2 separate regions of the Mus musculus genome follow, and region 1 is linked to region 2. A link is a loop called in an ENCODE intact Hi-C map of the cell type or tissue named here. Cell type or tissue: heart. All regions are shown on one strand. Links, peaks and the distances in the headings refer to the core of each region. The heading gives the core; the rest is flanking DNA.

What was found. Hi-C counts contacts between places; a loop is a spot of excess contacts. Peaks named below come from ENCODE experiments on the same cell type or tissue, not always from the same donor. Only the 100,000 strongest peaks of a DNase experiment are listed, where the experiment ranks them.
Region 1: a loop joins it to region 2, with 4 times the contacts of the local background. A loop is called at or near these places in 8 of 42 quality-filtered maps.

Annotation. Positions count from the first base shown.
Region 1 is chr5:96,673,684-96,682,019 of GRCm38, reverse strand. Fras1 (Fraser extracellular matrix complex subunit 1) reads right to left here. Exons shown (of 74, transcript NM_175473.3): 31 at 8,321-8,336; 32 at 4,637-4,753. Among named protein-coding and RNA genes, the nearest start is that of Gm52781, 29 kb to the left of the region's middle. In heart, for the core only: a CTCF peak has its summit at 4,294; no DNase peak of the experiment used is centred there; H3K27ac peaks cover 179 bases.
Region 2 is chr5:96,369,889-96,378,224 of GRCm38, reverse strand. It overlaps Fras1 (Fraser extracellular matrix complex subunit 1), which reads right to left and starts at 4,270. Exons shown (of 74, transcript NM_175473.3): 1 at 3,340-4,270. The coding sequence starts at 3,412. In heart, for the core only: CTCF peaks have their summits at 1,822 (motif pointing left) and 3,867; no DNase peak of the experiment used is centred there; H3K4me3 peaks cover 4,260 bases; H3K27ac peaks cover 3,233 bases.

The DNA of each region.
Region 1 (8,336 bases), core at 313-8,312, 300 kb before region 2:
TTTATGTCAGAGCATGCTATTGGTATCCTAATATAATAATAGCTTCCCCAGATGGAACCTGCAGTCGAACACTTTGAGAAAAGTGTTTGCGAAGGCACCACGGCTGGTCATTCACAGTTGGCTCTGCTCCACTGACTTCACAGGCTAAAAGTGAATCTGGCATCCACTGAGAGGGCCAGGCTGAGAGGTTGAAGTCTTAGCCCCACGAGGTTCTTTGGGGGACTCCTGTGCCCCAGGCCTCAATGGGAACTGTTCAGCATTTGGGCTTCAAGGGGCTAAAGATGAGCCCAGTTCCAGCACCAAAAGTGGCTAGCCACTTACATTCAAGACATCCTCTTATCAAAGCACAGGAGCATCCCCCTTGTTATCTTCGCTTCTACTGTACTGTTCGGAGGAACTAAATTCCCCCATTCTCTTCTACCTTTCAATGAACAAGGTGGAACAGTGTTAACTGGACAGTGTGTCTGCAGCTTGTTCCACCCAGATGGTGTTTCCTCTGCTCATATTCACAACTCAGACAACACTCAGAAACCCAGAGGGTCAGATTCTCATCTCCTGCACAGCAGCGAGTTGAGGACAGCTGTCACAAAACCAGTGTGTCAGCAAGTAAAGGGAACACTAGTGTGAGCCTGGGTCTGGGCTTGGGTCACAGGTGCTGTGTCAAAATGACACAAAGCAGCCTGCTCACTGCAGACTCTTCTGGACTGACCCTGAAGGTAGAGTAGAGTTTGACATGCTCTTGTGCCTTTAAAGCCCTCCTCCATTCAGAAGGAATTTCCCCATTTAGAAGAGGATTAAGCAGGGCTCACTCCTGCTTATAGGAGGGTGTGGTATTCTTATTTTTAACCATAAAACGCTGAGGGCTCCAGTTGCTCTGTAATTGTCCCAAAGGCATAGCTGTCCCAGGGAGAGGCAGCGTCTGCAGGTTAGGACAATCCCCTACAGTAAAGAGTCACATTTCAGGCACTTGCACAGGTCTGGAATGTAATGAGCAAGAAAATTAGAATTTCCAACAGCAGCTGGTCTCCCCCACCCTGCTATGCTAACATAAAACAAGTAAGGACAACAAATTAAAAATATTTGCCCCATAAAAGATGTTTACAGACCATCCATGTAGGTACCGATAAATAGACAGAAAGTGCAATTTCAGCACCATGCTCAGCATGGTTTAGCCTCTTCCAATGTCAAAAACCACTATAATCAAATATTCTCAAAGTGCCATGCAATGTGTCTGAAAATTCATATGCTTCTAAACAATAAAATGATAAGAAGAAAATTGTTATAAACATAGGACTACTGAAAAGGGGAACAGGTTCTAGCCAAGACATTCTATTTTGGAACTTAAAGAGCCCATCTCTTTACCGATCAAAATAGACATTACGTAGAAAATGGGAAGACTTAATTTCCTAAAGCAATATTGAAGCTGTGATACATCAAATTAGTCAATTTTAATTATTTGGAATACCCAATACTCACCAATTAAAGACATCAAAAAGTGGGAGATTAAGCTTCATGGAAATAATTATAGAAGCTATTTTTTTTTAAATAACATCTGGCCAAAGATTAAGAATAAGAGTTTTTATCATACTCTATCACCTCTGACTACATCTAGATTCCAAGTCCTTTTCCCTCTGAGGTTCCCGCTCTGCTCTGGGCCAGCCTCTCCCTGACACTCACAATGGCTTCACGGGGCTCTCACCTTCCCTATTGGCTGTTCTCAGCCATGGTACCAGGAGGACATCAGATCTTGTTCCTCACCTGTCATGGCTTTCCACAACATGAAGTATAGAAGTCAGGTTCCCACAGAAATATTATATGTTCCAGATGCCTTTTGTAAACCCATCCCAGATTCAGGCTGCCATTCCTACTATCCCCCTGACCTCAATGAAAGGCACAGCTGTATTCTTAGGGGTCTTTGTGTATTTTGATTGGCCTCGTCTCTACAATCTCTCCATATTTAATTGCCCTTTGGCTTTCTAATCATCTTAACTGTTGCTAAGTGTAGAGTACTGTTAACTATAAGGCATGATGCTCTACAAAAAAATGTGGTAGAATCTGCCACCTTAGAAAACCTAGACTCCACATCCACCAAGTATATTCTCCTCTGTCCCTTCCTCTCCTCGCCACCCTGGAAACCACCGCTCTGCTTTCCTTTCCTACGAATCTGACTATCTTTCCGTTGCTGTACAAGGGGAGCCAGATCTTATTGGTCTACATCGTTCTTAGCTTATTTCCCTTTGAATGTTTAGAGGCTAATCTAGGTTGCACCTTATGACGGGACTACTTTTTTTTTGTATGGCTGTATCATATTGTATTGTGCAAGTGCACATGTACATCCACATGCACACACATCACACTGTAGTTCCTTTATCGCTTTTGTCCTCTGATGGACACTCAGGTTATTCCCAGTTCTCAGCTACTGTGAAGAATCGTCTGGGGCTTGCTAGAATTGCAGATTCGCGACTCCACAACCAGATTTACTGAATTAGAAAACTCAGAGTGAGTGCTAATGTATTTTAATAACTCTCCAGGTGGCTCCAAAACGTACTTAAGTCTGAGACCTTAAGAACCCTGATCTAGAAATAATTATACTCAACCGCTCAGCTCCTCTCCTAGAGGAAGCCCCTGTGACTCTCCCATGCTTCATTACACAAGGCACCCTCCTACTTGGCTCCGGAATGGTTGCTCTGCTGTGGCCTCGAGCACAGTAGGACTCCCTTGCTTATTTATTTGCCTAGCTACTCCTAGATGCAAAGATCCTTGAACTAGAAACTGTGTTTTAAGGTCACCAACTCTCCAGCATCTTCTTCAGCACTTGTCATGGGCACCCAGAGAAAATACCGAATACGCACAGGCAGACTCCTTTCAAACACACCTGTGAAATATTTGTGTGGACGATATAAAAATATTTCATCTGTATTTACCCCATGTCTTTACAATTTACCAAATATGTGCAAAGCTTCAGTGTTCAGAGGAGTTCAAACCACTGAACTGCGGCTGCATTTTGTCACACATAACAAGCATGCCTTACAGTTACAGCCCTAATTAACGTCAAAAGGAATATCAACTCTGTATGTTCTAAGTAATGTAGGCTAAATCACATTTTACAGTAAACTCACTTTTGAGAAATGCAAGGTTCAAACAGACAGACCCACTCTGCAAGTGTGCCGCCAGAGATTAAAGCTGAAGTCTCTTTAGAAGACCATGGCAAAGCAAATGGCAGGGCCTCCATGGCTTCTGGCCCATTTCTTTACCCCCACTCTAAACTCAAAATAACAGTGCTGTCTTTGCATTTGGCAAGAAATGTGTATGCACTTTTTTTTCCTTACAGTTTAGAGAAAATTCTGATCCAAGTTTCTCCAGTCAGAATGATGAATTATAGACTTTATAATGCTGCTGAATTATGATTTCTTTAAATTACAGTTTACGCTGGAAATGCCGATACTAGCTATTCATTAAAAACTTTCTGCTTTCCCCCTTTGTGTCTCTGTCATTCCCAGTCCTGTAATTTCTGAAACTATCACTGTTTTCTTTGTTGTGGCTCAAGGCTGATATCTTACCTCAAAGTGTAATTATGTGGGTGTTAACTAAAACGTGGACCCATAATAATTAATTTACAGGGTTTTGCATGCTCATGGCTGTGTCTGAAAGAAAAATCTAGCATTCTACCTACCCTAGAAATGGGGTTACAGTAGATTTAGTATTTCCTGCTTGTCTTAGCTGAGCTTTATAGGCTAATCCAGGTGGTACCATCATCCTTCATGCAATCCAGGCATTGCCACTGTAATATGATGTTGACATCGACAATATTTATGTTCAAGAATCATGCAATTGAGTCATTAGAATAGCACTAGGAAAATCTTAGTGTTTTAGGCTAGCTTATGATTTTGTGTCTGGGCTGCCTTTCATGTATCCCATGGGCCATGGATGGACATAAGCGCCAGATCTTTGCATGGGTCACATTCTTTTCCACAGAACATGCAAGGCCTTCTGGGATTGGGTGTAATGATCTTCGCACCTCCAATATGCTCTCCTCATTTCTCCAGGGCATCGCACTATCTGCTATTTCTCAGCCACCATTAGCTTTTTCACCTCAAGGTCTTCCATGTGCTCTGAACACCCTTGGCCATTCCTTCCTCTATCCTACCTTCCTTCCTCGCCCCAATACTCACTTGGATAACTGGTTGTTATTAATTTCTCTAGACTTAGCACTGACACCACCTTCTCCAGGAAGCTTACACTAGAAAGCCAGCTTCTTATAGAACTTTAATACACAAGGAACAGCTTTTCCAGCTAGGTGGCGCTATAACTGGCAGAATAAGCACACCCTAGAGGTGTATTAAAACCCAGGAAGGTTCTTTTACATACTCAGGGAGAGGCACTGTAGCTATATGGGGTTCCATAGGAGGCAAGGGGTGATGGTTGGGTGGTCAAGATAGGGTCTACATAATCTTTTATTCTGGGTGGGGCTCTAAGTTCCTTCTTCAGGCTAATAAGAAATGTTTTCCCAGGGCTGTTGTCTGGGTTTTGGGCAAAGCATTTACTATATCCCACACCAGGGCACTGGCTCACTTCGCTTCTGCATGAGTGAGCACTTTGTTCAAGAGGGAAACATTAGCCCTCCCATCCAACTCACGGTCATATGGAGAGATGTCCCCAAGGAGAGTTTAGGTGCCTCAGGCGCCTGAGGTAAGATTGCAATGTTGAACATGTGACTTTCCAGGTGTTCCTGGGCACTGGTGGCACTAGACACCTGAAAAACAAAATCATCATGGTGAGTCTTTCGTTTTCTACTGGGTAGAGCATGTTCACCCTTAATCTCCCTACTGAGCCATCTGCCTCTGAATTCTATATGTGCCAAGCCACAACTCAAATTAAGTATTTCAGGCAGTTTCTAAAGTCCAAGAGAGTATAAATAAGAAAGAAAATATAGAATTTCACCACCTAGAGTAGTTAGTAACACTCTCTTTATTTAACCAATGCTATGATATTTTGCTAGAGTAGTAAACAGTCTTGAAAGTGGATAAATTTTCTGGCTATAGGGTTTACCATGTGTCTATAGCATGATTTTTTTTCACTCCATTCCTTTCACCTATACCTAGTATATATACTGACACATGGACCATTAATCATACATCTCACACTCGTGGCTATACATTAGTAACATTTACAGTTAGGGCAGTGATCACAAACATTATTTGTTTGTTTGGCTTCAAAATGTTGAAAGCTGTGCTGAGGATAGTGGCGACGCCCTTAATCTCAGCCCTAGGGAAGCTAAAGTGATGAATTGGAGACTAAACATAGCTAAGTAGTGAGATCCTGTTAGAAACAAGCCCCCAGACCTGTGGTGGTCTCCATCACTTTCTCTAGCTCCTTCTCAGTGCTACTGGGATGCTGCCTCAAGTCTCTCTTGTCTCTACTGTTTCCTCAGGCTTGTCACACAAATGGTGGAGACTTGTGTAGTTACAGGTGGTTATATGAGTTCTTTACTTTACATAATATGAGAAGGCAGGGTACTGTACCCTGCACCCAATAGGAAAACCATCTTCTCGGCTATCCTCTAGATTAAGTCAGATGCCCACAGGATGGTTTCAAGATAGCCAGGTGTCTTCAAGGAGATGCCAATCGCATCTTGCTGTAAGTGATACCAATGACCACAGCCCTACTTCACTGATCAGCTAGTGTGGGCTTAGCTCTTAATAGCTTTTCAAAAGTGATCTTCCTATTCCCCACAAAGCAATAGTATTATCACACTTTGTACAGAGGAAATTGAAAAAAAAATAGAGCAATGTCTCAAAGTCAGAGTACTAAATAGTTCAGTTGAGTTTATACTCTTGCCATTGGCCAAGATGACCTTGGTAGATTTAAGAAATCAGGAGCTTGGGGGAGATATTCCCTTCTATTGTTAAGGCAAAGAAACAACATTGGTCAGGTTGTGAAACGTGGGTATATTAACAGAGCAAATGAGTCAGAGTAGCTTCCCAGTAAAGACACTGATAGTGAAATACAATGTTAGTGTTTTGCAAACCACATCTTCTGGGACTGCGTCAACAGGATCTGAATACATAGCTAGTTTCTTACACCAAAAATGACTGTGGATGTGCCTGCCGGCTCACTAGATCGACTCTATTTAAAGATGCTACTCGCCTTACATAAATCCCATCATACATGCAAAGTAACAGATGGGCTGCATTGATGGCTCATGACAGCAAATCAGCATTAAAATAGAATTAAATCTATGCAGCTCATTATATTACATTTCCTGCTTTAAAGTGGGGGGGGGGGGAGGAAGGGAAAAAACATTATGATACCATCCTTTTGGTTTAAAATCTTCCAGGTACACTAAGGTGATAAATGGGAAAATTTGCTAACCATTTACTTTAGCACATGGATAAATTGTCTGTGCATTTCAAATCAAAATATAAGGTATGCCTACAAAGTAATGAAACTTTAAAAACAGGCAGCTACACTTTTATGGCCAGGAGAACATCAGCTCAGAGTCGTTTCACACATAGAATAAAGATGCTGTCCCTGTTCAAAATCCCCCAAGCCCCCGCCTCTCAGAATGCTTCCAGAGGGAATTTCCAAATTGTTTTGTTTTTCTTTTTTTTAAGCCAAGCTCTCTACCTCATAACTAATCTTCTTAAGCAAGAACAGTGACGACTCTTTGACCTAGCACACCACAGGTTGGATGGTGTTTAGTTAATTTGTTATAGTGTAAACCCATATGCCTAAAATGATACTCTGTCATTCTTGAGGATATTTCTAAAGAATATCACCAACACTTTGAAAGCTATTTCAGGGTAGGAGTTCTGTCATGTTTTATGTAAGAAATGTGAAGACTCTATAGGGAACCACCTTCTAAGTAGTAATGTTCAGGCGTATGTCATAAATCTAGTGAGCAATCTTTGGTTTGAGACTGGGTTTCATGTATCTCAGGCTGGTCTTGAACTTGTTACGTAATGGAGGCCCTTGAATTCCTGATCTTTGCACTTAGAAAGTGCTTAGAAGTATAGATAAATACATGCCGCCATATCTGTCTTAAGAAGTCCTCTTTCTTTTCCCCTTTCCCTAAATCAGAAGCTTCTTGCTTATTTTCCAATATTTTATTTCACTCAGTAATCAAATTGCAAGGCAATCTGTTGTCATTTTAAGCAGGTGCTTAGAATCCCTTTCCAGGGAGAGCCTCCGTAGTGACAACACGCGGTCTTGACCCCTGTGAAGGGGAAGGCAGATCTGTGGGGTCTAGTTTGCTGAGGTGACTTCTTTTGATTGAGGTCTTTGCCTCAATCCTGACTCATTCTCTGAGGACCACTGCCATCCCAGGTGCTGAAATTGAGAAGTTAACTGGAGCAAAGGGCACAGAGCGTTTGTTCACTTTCATACATTTGATGTGCTGAAAATAACCTCATTTTAATAGTCTCCATATTTCTATCAACCGTCTCTTTGGAAAAGCACATGATTTATGCAATATAAATTAGTCAGGCACCAAAGACACACATGCCTGGCATTAGAAGTGGAGTACATCCTTAGGTGAAGGAAAACTGTGACTTGAAGGGGACACCAAGTGGGCTGATCACCGTGAGCAGATTTATTTCTTGATGTCTTATAGAATTCTCTGTTCTGTTTAAACAGCTTCTCACACACCGTCCCTTATTTCTTAGCATTTCTGTCTAAGTTTTTCTTCTAAGTCCTTCTTGCTATAGTTGTGTCTCATCCTGTTGTTCTTTTCAAGGAATCAGCATGGCACTCATTTGTCACTCCTGGTGTTGTCAAACGAACCAATTTCTTCTTTTTAGCTCTCCGTGGCCTTTCCGTGTGCTTTGCTAGGCCTCCGAGTCAAGCATTTGGTCTGCCTAGCTCTGTGTTCTCCTACTCAATAATAAGCAGTACCATCAGTTTTCTTGTGAATACAATTTTATATACTTCACGTAAGTCTTCAAAAGTTATTGTCTCCTCAATGGTTCTTAATGGCTCACTACTTTGGTGTTCTTTAAGAACATTTAAACTATACCATGTGGTTTAACAACCATGTTTACCTTTTTGTTATGACTTTGTTTATATCCAGCATCGCCAGACTGAACCTGCTATTCTTTGATATTCTTTAGCTTTTACAGTTCTCCTTATGGTCTGGTCTATCATCAATTTTTAATAAAAGATAATAACAGATCCCTAGGTAGTACCTATTCTTTTTCACCCTAATAAACACATTTACAAAATTCTTAATGCTATGAATTACGCTTCCCTCTTCTAGACAGACAAATTGAAGAAAATGGCCCACGTGGCCTGTGAATGAGGGTGGTTAGGAAGCAGAGGGCACCTGAAAGCGGAAGGAG
Region 2 (8,336 bases), core at 85-8,084:
CAATCCTGAGAGACCCAAGAAGGACCACAAGTCCTCACAGCTCTTCTGCTCTTTCACCGGTATTATAAATTTGGGGATATGTAAATACCTTTGAAGACCAATCAGACATGCAAGGAATGTTTTGCTTGTTCCCGAAGATGTAAGAAGTCCCAAGTCCCACCAAGGCTAACATGACCTAGGAGCTCTCAATAAAGGTTTACAGAATGAAAGATGGAGGGGAGGGCTGCTTGTCCAGCCAATGCAGTCCTTCTCCAATGCTGAGCTTCAAGCACAGAATGCCTCACCAAAGGAACTCTCTGGCCAAACACAGAACCAAAACTACTGATGTATCTGAAAATAAAACAAAGTCTCCATCAAATGAGCCTCTCCACTGTAATCTGTTAATAATGGGCATAGGAGAAACTAGAGCGATGTGAAGGCTTAGCTGAAGTCATGGGGTAGGGGGCAGTAGTAGTAGACCCAATCTAGGGCTCAGGTCTCCAACAGTATTTCCCAAGTCCATACCCGGCGTCTATCTGGTTTAAACCCGCATAATTTCTACATGTGAGCACCACTCAAGATGAGTCTCCAGAAAATGCTGTTCCGGTTTCCCGGATTCAGAAAGCAGCCATGCTTGAAGCTTCCCTGTGACTTTTTGATTTTATTAAGCCCTCAAATCACAGTTTATCAGCTTAGCAATCTTGAGGCAATATACGATAACACTACCATCAACCTGGTTATAAAAATTCATCTTTCTCTTGATACTTAAGATAAAATTTAGAACCCGAAAGTCTCAGCACAACCTTTTTTTTTTCCTTGCCTTTCTGGGTGTTGAACTCAGGGCCTTGGGCAAAAGCTCTACTACTGATCACTGATCTATAGCTCTCACCCCTGATCTCTCTATATATATCTGTCTATCTCTCTCTCCCGCCCTCTCTCTCATAATTACAAAGCATATTTAAAGCTATCACGACATAATACCTCCCTCATCTAGTTAGATGGTTCATTCAAGGTCAGCTAGTTCATCACAGAGGCTGATCTATTTAAGTTAATTGAAAAGAATGTTATTTGGCATTCCCTCTTCTGATTGGTGCTCTCGAGAACTCAGAGTGCCAAGAGCCAGGGTGGAGACAGAGGAGTTGCTGGAGCTGCTCTCAGAGTCACTAAAGTCGCTGTAGGAAGAATTCATTGGAGTACTGCACTCCCTGTTGTTCACAAAGAAGAAAACAGTGAGTTCTCCCATGAGCTGGCAGGCTGAAATGTGATGATATGGCCCGTCCAGCAAAGCATATGTAGATGCCTGGTTTAAAAAGTGTTCCCTGGGTGAATAACAACACTTAAGGGAATCTCTAAAGTTCACAAGTTTTCCGTCTCAATCTCTTTGCAAAGAGAGCCTTGACTGGCTCAAAGGAACAGCCTAATCAGAGGACAGCTGATTCGTATGTGTACGACCATCATCACACAAGTAAACAAATTAAATGAGATATGGTGTGTAAACTACTCGGCATAGCACGGGGAATAATATGTGATCCGTAGCTGGGTTCATTCACTCAGAGCCAAGCATCTAGGTTTGGTTGGGAGTTCTCGGACCTTTTGCAATCTAGGACCTAATTTGTGAGCAGATGCAGAATGCTCTGAAAGTGAGTAAAGAAAATAGATGCAAAGTTCTCCACCTTGTAAGGACACACACACTTCAGTGTGAGCGCACTTCAGACACTTTGCCAGCTATATCTACCAGCCCTCCAAAGAGCATACCCCATAGCCTCTTAATAATAATGGCTTTTGTCATTTCAAGAGATTTGCTTCTGAGAAACAGCATCGCTCCAACTGCCCCCTGGTGAGCAATCCAGGAGTGATAGCATAGTCTCTGTGTTGTTGGGATATAATTTTTAAATAAGAAACTGCCACCAAGTGTAACTGTAATTTTTCTGAGCTCTAAGTTGAAGTTTGAGGCGCCCGGGCTGACTCTCCCATCTGGTTAATTACTATAATTAAACCTTACAAGGTTGGGGTTTTTTTTGTATGCAAAAACCATGCACACACACACACACACACACACACACACAATTCTTTTAAAACAGGTTGTCCATAGTTTGAAAAACTCTGCACAGCTCCCCAGGCGTGTTTTTCCTGGAAATAGTATCTTTCTGACATAATTCCCACGACAGTGTGAGAAGGTGGTGCCTAAACCTGTGGGGAAAGTCCACGAGTGGACTTCCAAGGCCAGGCTGCTTGCTATGAGAAAAAAATGGTAAGGAAGAGAGGTGCCACTGGTCTGAAGACTGGAAGCCCACCTGAGATTTTACCCTCCTGAATCTCCAGTTGCCCCCTTTCAGCACCTATGATGCAGGAAAAGCGACACGTGCACGCCACTGCCTATATGATTTGCGACTGGGCAGGTGAACTCTTCCTGCAGCTGGATGAATAATGAATGGAGCCGGGAGTGGAAGCAGAAAGTCCAGAGCCCAGCCGTGGATGAAGTTGTCTCTCTCCCAGCCTGCCACCTTCCCCCTCTGCAAATGCTAACCCAGCCACTGTCCCCGCGGCTCTGAGCAGGTGGGAGCTCTCAGCGCGCCTAGGGGCGCGGGGGGGGGGGCGGGGCGGGGGGAAGCAGCACCAGACTCAACATGTCACACACACACACACACCCCTCATCAGATTTACTGATGTATTATCTGAGCTGAGATTACGAAAGCTATCCTGATGACAACACTCAAGTCTCCTTTCTCTCCCCAAGCTCTTGAAGAAGTGGACTGGAACACCCCCCCCCCCCCCGCGCGCGCGCGCAATGAAAACCTAGGGAGAAGAGAAGTGCATACATGCTCTTTGACCACTTTTTGTTCCTTGAGAAGCAGGCAGCCTCGTGCTCTCGCTCCCGAGTAAAATTTATTTCATTACAACTGAAATCTCAACATCCAGAATACTACTTATAAAATCTTAAGTGGTCTTTAAGGGGAGGGGGGGCGAGTTACTGGGGCGAGGAAAGCAAAATAGAACAGTGGAGCTTGGGTGAGGATTTTATTCCACAAAAGTGAGAGCAACTGCTCGCTTCTCACCTAGGTTCCGAGTAGTTGCTTTTCCTTGAGGAGTAGGGTAGAAGTGGAAGGAAGATTCATCCGGGTTCAGAAATATCACCTCAAAAGGCCACCCACCCGCAAAAAGCAAAGAGGAGGCCGTGGCCGGGCTGAGGTTTGACCGCAAGAGAAACCAGGAGTGGGGATTTCAGCTGAAAAGGAAATCCACTCCGTGTCCACCTATCGCCTCAAATCAAAACTTCCACCCAACAACCCACAGCACTAAACCCGGCTGAGTGTCTTAAACTGCACAGTCGAACTCACACGGGGTTCCGCTCTTTTTTACCTTCACAATTAGGCAATACTGCAAATTCCGCCAGCGCTAGGGCCACCCCGAGCCACGCTTTGAGGACACCCATCGCCGCCGCGGCACTCTCGCAGGAAGATCCCAGCCTTCAGCATCCAAGAACCTGCTCTCTGCCAAACCTCAGGCTGTGGCGCCGGCGCCGGGAACCGGGACGCACAGACACTGGGGAAGCGCTGGCTGCTGGGCCGGGAGCCGAGGTTGGCCGGGTGGACCGCAGAAGGATGCGGCCGACAGTAACACTCAGTCAGCCCCGAGGCTCACTGGGTTCTCCAGCAGAGCGGCCACCAACGTGAGCCGAGGCTGCGAGGAGGAGGCAAAGCTCAGATCGCCGCCAAGACTAGCAGGAAAGTTGCAGGTCAGCGGCTGCTGGGATTCCGCAGCATTGCCTCGGGCTAGACCAGTTCCTCCGGAGGTCCCCAACTGGCGAGCTGCAGGAGCAGGTTCCTCCTCGGCAGCTTTTCAAAGTTCTCTCGGCACGCCCCCGTCTGTCCGTGTAGCATCGGCCGAGGCGGGTCCCCGCGAACACGCCGGGCCGGGCTACAGCAGCGCTCGGGGAGCTGGGCGGTGCAGGGCCGCTGGTTGCAAACTTTGTGCGGCCCTGCAGGAGCTCCGGGACTCGGGGGCGCTGCAGCCGCACCGCACCACGCCGCCCGGCTGCTGCAGGCGCTTCCAGAGCTCCGCGCGGAAGGCGGCGCGGGGGGCGCTGCTGCCACTTTCTCGCGCCCGCCCCTCGCCGAGAGGAGGAGGGCAGAGGGGCGCGGCTTGCTCCACACCGACGCCCACCTCCCCGCACCGTGCACCCCGAGCTGCGCTGCAGGGCGGAGGTGCGATTACCCAAGTGGAGGTGGAGCCATAATTGTAGATGCAAGGAGGAAAGAGAGAGGCTGGAAAAGACCCCTCCGAACTCAATGCTCCCCAGATGAGGGGCCTGGAAACGCACAGGATAAGTCCCCGAGTGGATCCTCGCATTTAAAGCACGCACGCTCCGCCTTCCTCAGCCTCTCTCGCCTCCTTCCTCTCTCCTTTGCTGGGTGTGAAAATGGACTCAGAGACTACGAGCTTTGGCAAAGATTCCAGAGAGTCACGTGGGGAAGGGGAGCCGCGGTGAGGGGGTGGGGGAAGGCGAGAGAGCAACCTGATCCCCTTATTCATCCTGCAGGAGTTGCATTGGCTTTGTCTGAGGCGGGATCAAAAGTGGTCACACCGAGGGCGGGTGGAAACAGGAGGTTAGGTCTCCATTCAGACACTGTTGAGGGTACCACAGGAGAGGCTAGTTGGGGACAGGGTGCTCACACCCAAGTCCTAACTGCTACTTCTCCACCTCTCGTCATGCCCACTGCTGCTGAACACAGAGCCTGAAGCAGAGCTGACTGGCCATCTTCGCATTTTGGACCCTCAGGGGTTTTCCCTGCAACCTAGCAGTCTTGGGGCACGTGTGTTCTAGGTTGAGATTCCCACGGTGAGTGCACCTTTACAGCTTCCTAAAAGATGAAAACACCACACAGTCTGGGTGAGTCCAGCTGCGCCTCCAAATGTCAAAGACTGGGAAGCCAATGTCAGGGCAAAAGCATCCTGGTGTGCACACTGGAGGTAGTTGAGGGATAGGGTGGGGTCTGGTTTCCAGCCAGTACTGAGTGATAGCTATTTTTAGAGGACTAAATAAAAATAGCTGGTCCAGGTTTGATCATTTTGTAACTGGGGATGGTTACACGGGAGAGATACAGACTGGGTTTCGAAGGCCAGACAGAAAAGATTCTCTGTCTTGGCAGAGCTGTGACAGCTAGACTGTCCAGAAAGGAGTTTGAAGTGGCAGTGAACACCGAGCTATTCAGGGTGGTGGGCAGGGATCTTAGTAGACTCCAATATTGCTGACGATCATAGGGAAGGCCCATGTTCTAAAGCATGCCAGTAGTACTTGAATTCCTTGCTTTTTAGAATAAGAGGATGAAATGAAACTGAAGGGTCCCTGTAACTATCACCACTTAGGCACCGAAACATTTGATTAACCTGGGTGTGGCTGTTGAGTATTCAAAGGACTTAGGAATCGCCCAGCAATTCCTCGATGCCTCCCAGAGCCGTTGTGGGGACAGAGCGGTTTTATCTCTGTATTTGAAGCACATATGGGGACTCTGTAAACATTAGTTGAAAGAATGAACTGAATCAAGCCAGTAATCATCACCGCCAGAGTTCAGCCACAGCTTGGATGGAACCTGAGTCCTCCCTCCTCCCACTTCCCCCTCTTCCTCTAGAAACTATTTTCTCAGACCAATGGAAAGTACTGTCCAAATTCAGGTGGATACACCCTAACAATTCCTAACCCCTCCTAAACACTTTTTCTGTAGCCACCACTGACTAGGAGTAACTTAAGACAGCTGGTTTCCCTAGAATAAACTATTTGACTTCATTTTTAAGAAAGCATAGAACTGTGGCACCCAAAGGGGTCTCAAACCATCTTTTGGACTTGCTAAAGGAAAACAATCTTTAAAAAGAAAAAGGTGAAGGGAGAGACGGGAGCATTACCACGAGGTATTGTCATATACTACATTTGTGGTTCTTAACAAATTGTTCATAAAATGTCCCCTCCCCTTCACCAGAAGCCCTCCACCAGCTCCCATGGTCTTCTCTCTACCCCAGGAGCAAATAGTCCAAGGGTTCTCACTCCAAGAGCACTAGAATCCTGGTTCACAGGGAATTCTATATCCTTAATACTGTTTTTTTCATATGCCCACATCCCGTAACTTTTGTCACCATATCCCACAGTATCTTCTTTGATCAGCCCCATCCTTGTCTCTTCAAATTCACCTGGCCTCACTGCTGCTTATCAGGTAGATATTATAGACTGAACACTTTGTATCTAACATGGGACCCTTTGCTATGTAATCTGCCAGTAACTATATGAGACATGTACCCTTGTTATTTTCATGGACAAGTGCAGTGACTGATGGCCCTGAGTCAGATGGTTAATTACAACAGCACATTGAAACAAGCAGCATTACCTACTATGAGAGTCAGATGACCACATCTCAGTATCTTAACACAACAATTTGTCTGTCTATCCTGTCCCCTGGACAGTAGTGGACCCTACACCTTGTAACCTGGACACCCATGAGCCCTTCCTGTAGCCAGGCCAACATGGCCCATATGAAACACCTTCCTCTTCCAAGAATGAGCTGTGTGCCCACCCGCCACGACCCCTTACCAGGAAGACAGTGACAGGGACACATAGGTCGCACGTGGGGATTTAGTAAGTCCTCACCGTGCTGCTCTCACTGCTCATACTGCCTCAGCTTTCCTACGGACAGCAACACTCCAGCAGGACCGTCCCTGCTGCCACAGGGGCTTTGCTGATCTTTGTCCCAGAGTCCACTGTTTCTCCTGACTATCTCTCGTCTGCTTCCTTCTCTGTACTTCACTGACCCTCCTATGTCTCTCTCTCTCTCTCTCTCTCTCTCTCTCTCTCTCTCTCTCTCTCTTCCCTCTGTTTCCCTTCTACTCTGTACAGCCTCTTCCAGTCTCCCCTGGAGCTCTCTCCTCTGGTTTAGCCCAGCCTTTCGAGTTCTAGAGGTTTTAGTGCATTTCTTCTGGTTTGTCAGCTGTTGCTCACTTGCTGTGTAAACATGAAGTCCTGAGTTTGGATTCCCAGCGCCCGCATAATGAGCCTGGGCTGGGGGAAGGCTCCGTCCCTACCACTGGAGAAGCAGAGGTAGGGATTCCCCACCAGGCCAGACTAGCCAAATGGGTAAGTTCCAGGTTCAATGAGAAAACCAAGTGGGAAGTGATCAAGGAAAACACAAGATATCCTTCTATGATGAATGTTTTACACATCTCTATCTTTCTGCTCTTGGGAAAGTGATGCATCCTTCCTTATCTTTCTGTATTTCTTTCTTCCGAGCGTCCTGCCGATACTTGCTTCTGTCCGTTTCTATGTAGAATTTTTTGCATTGCTCATACAGTCAGTATATTAATCATTCTCTATGAACTCAGATACTGTTTTATAAAAAGGAAGAGGCAACTCATTGTTTTGTGGGAAATAAGTTTCCTTGTCGGTATCATTTGAAATGCACACAAGGTTAAAACCATTATTGCATTATGCCTAGAACAGCTTTACTGGAATAAAATGAGCAAACCCTCCCAGGTTTTAAAATGCATTTTTCTGTTTTATTTCCCTCACTCCAGGTAGCTAGCCAATTCTTGCACCTTGTTTAGATCACAGCAATTGTATGCGACAAGGGTTTTGTTTTGGTTTGGCTTTTGGTTTTTTGGGTTTTTTTTCTCATTGGTTGAATTCCCTGCCTTAGCAGTTGTTACATATTTTTAATACTCCTTCTGTGCCTTCCACAGCAGGAAGCTAGGCAGTGGAGGTCACTGGAAAGGCCAAATGGCCACAGCCAATAAAAACGCAGCATGGGGACCATCGTGGCACAGTTCATTTCTTTTTCTCGTGCAGGTTACATTGGCTTTCGGCTTTTAAGGAAAACCTCAGCCGACCTGCCCTTCCCATGATTCCTGCCAGCCTTTTCAGACGTCATCTGTTGTTTTCTAGATTCTGGGGTACCTCCCTCTTGCACCTGGAACACCCTGAATAGCCACAGGCTAACACTTGCTGGTTAGGAGTACCTGAAAGTCACAGAGATCAGACAAAAACTACCTACAACTTTATAGGAAACTAACGTTTTTCCTTCACTAAATAGTCCCTTTGCTGAGCTGTGTGGTCCCATGTGTGACTATTTCTATTGCAAGACCTGAGAAGAGGAGAGATATGGCAAGATGAGAAAGAACGCAGCAGGAGAGGAGATACACAATGTAACTATAGGTATGGAGCCACAGGAACTCAACCTGGGCTCCAGGGCTCAACAGCCAGCTATATAGGTGCGGTTGCCCAGCTTGGCGCCCACCCTGCTTGGATCTGGATCTTCTTTAACAGACCCCTATTCCTCTCCTTTGGCGTGGAAATGATTGCTTTGTGCTATTGTGTC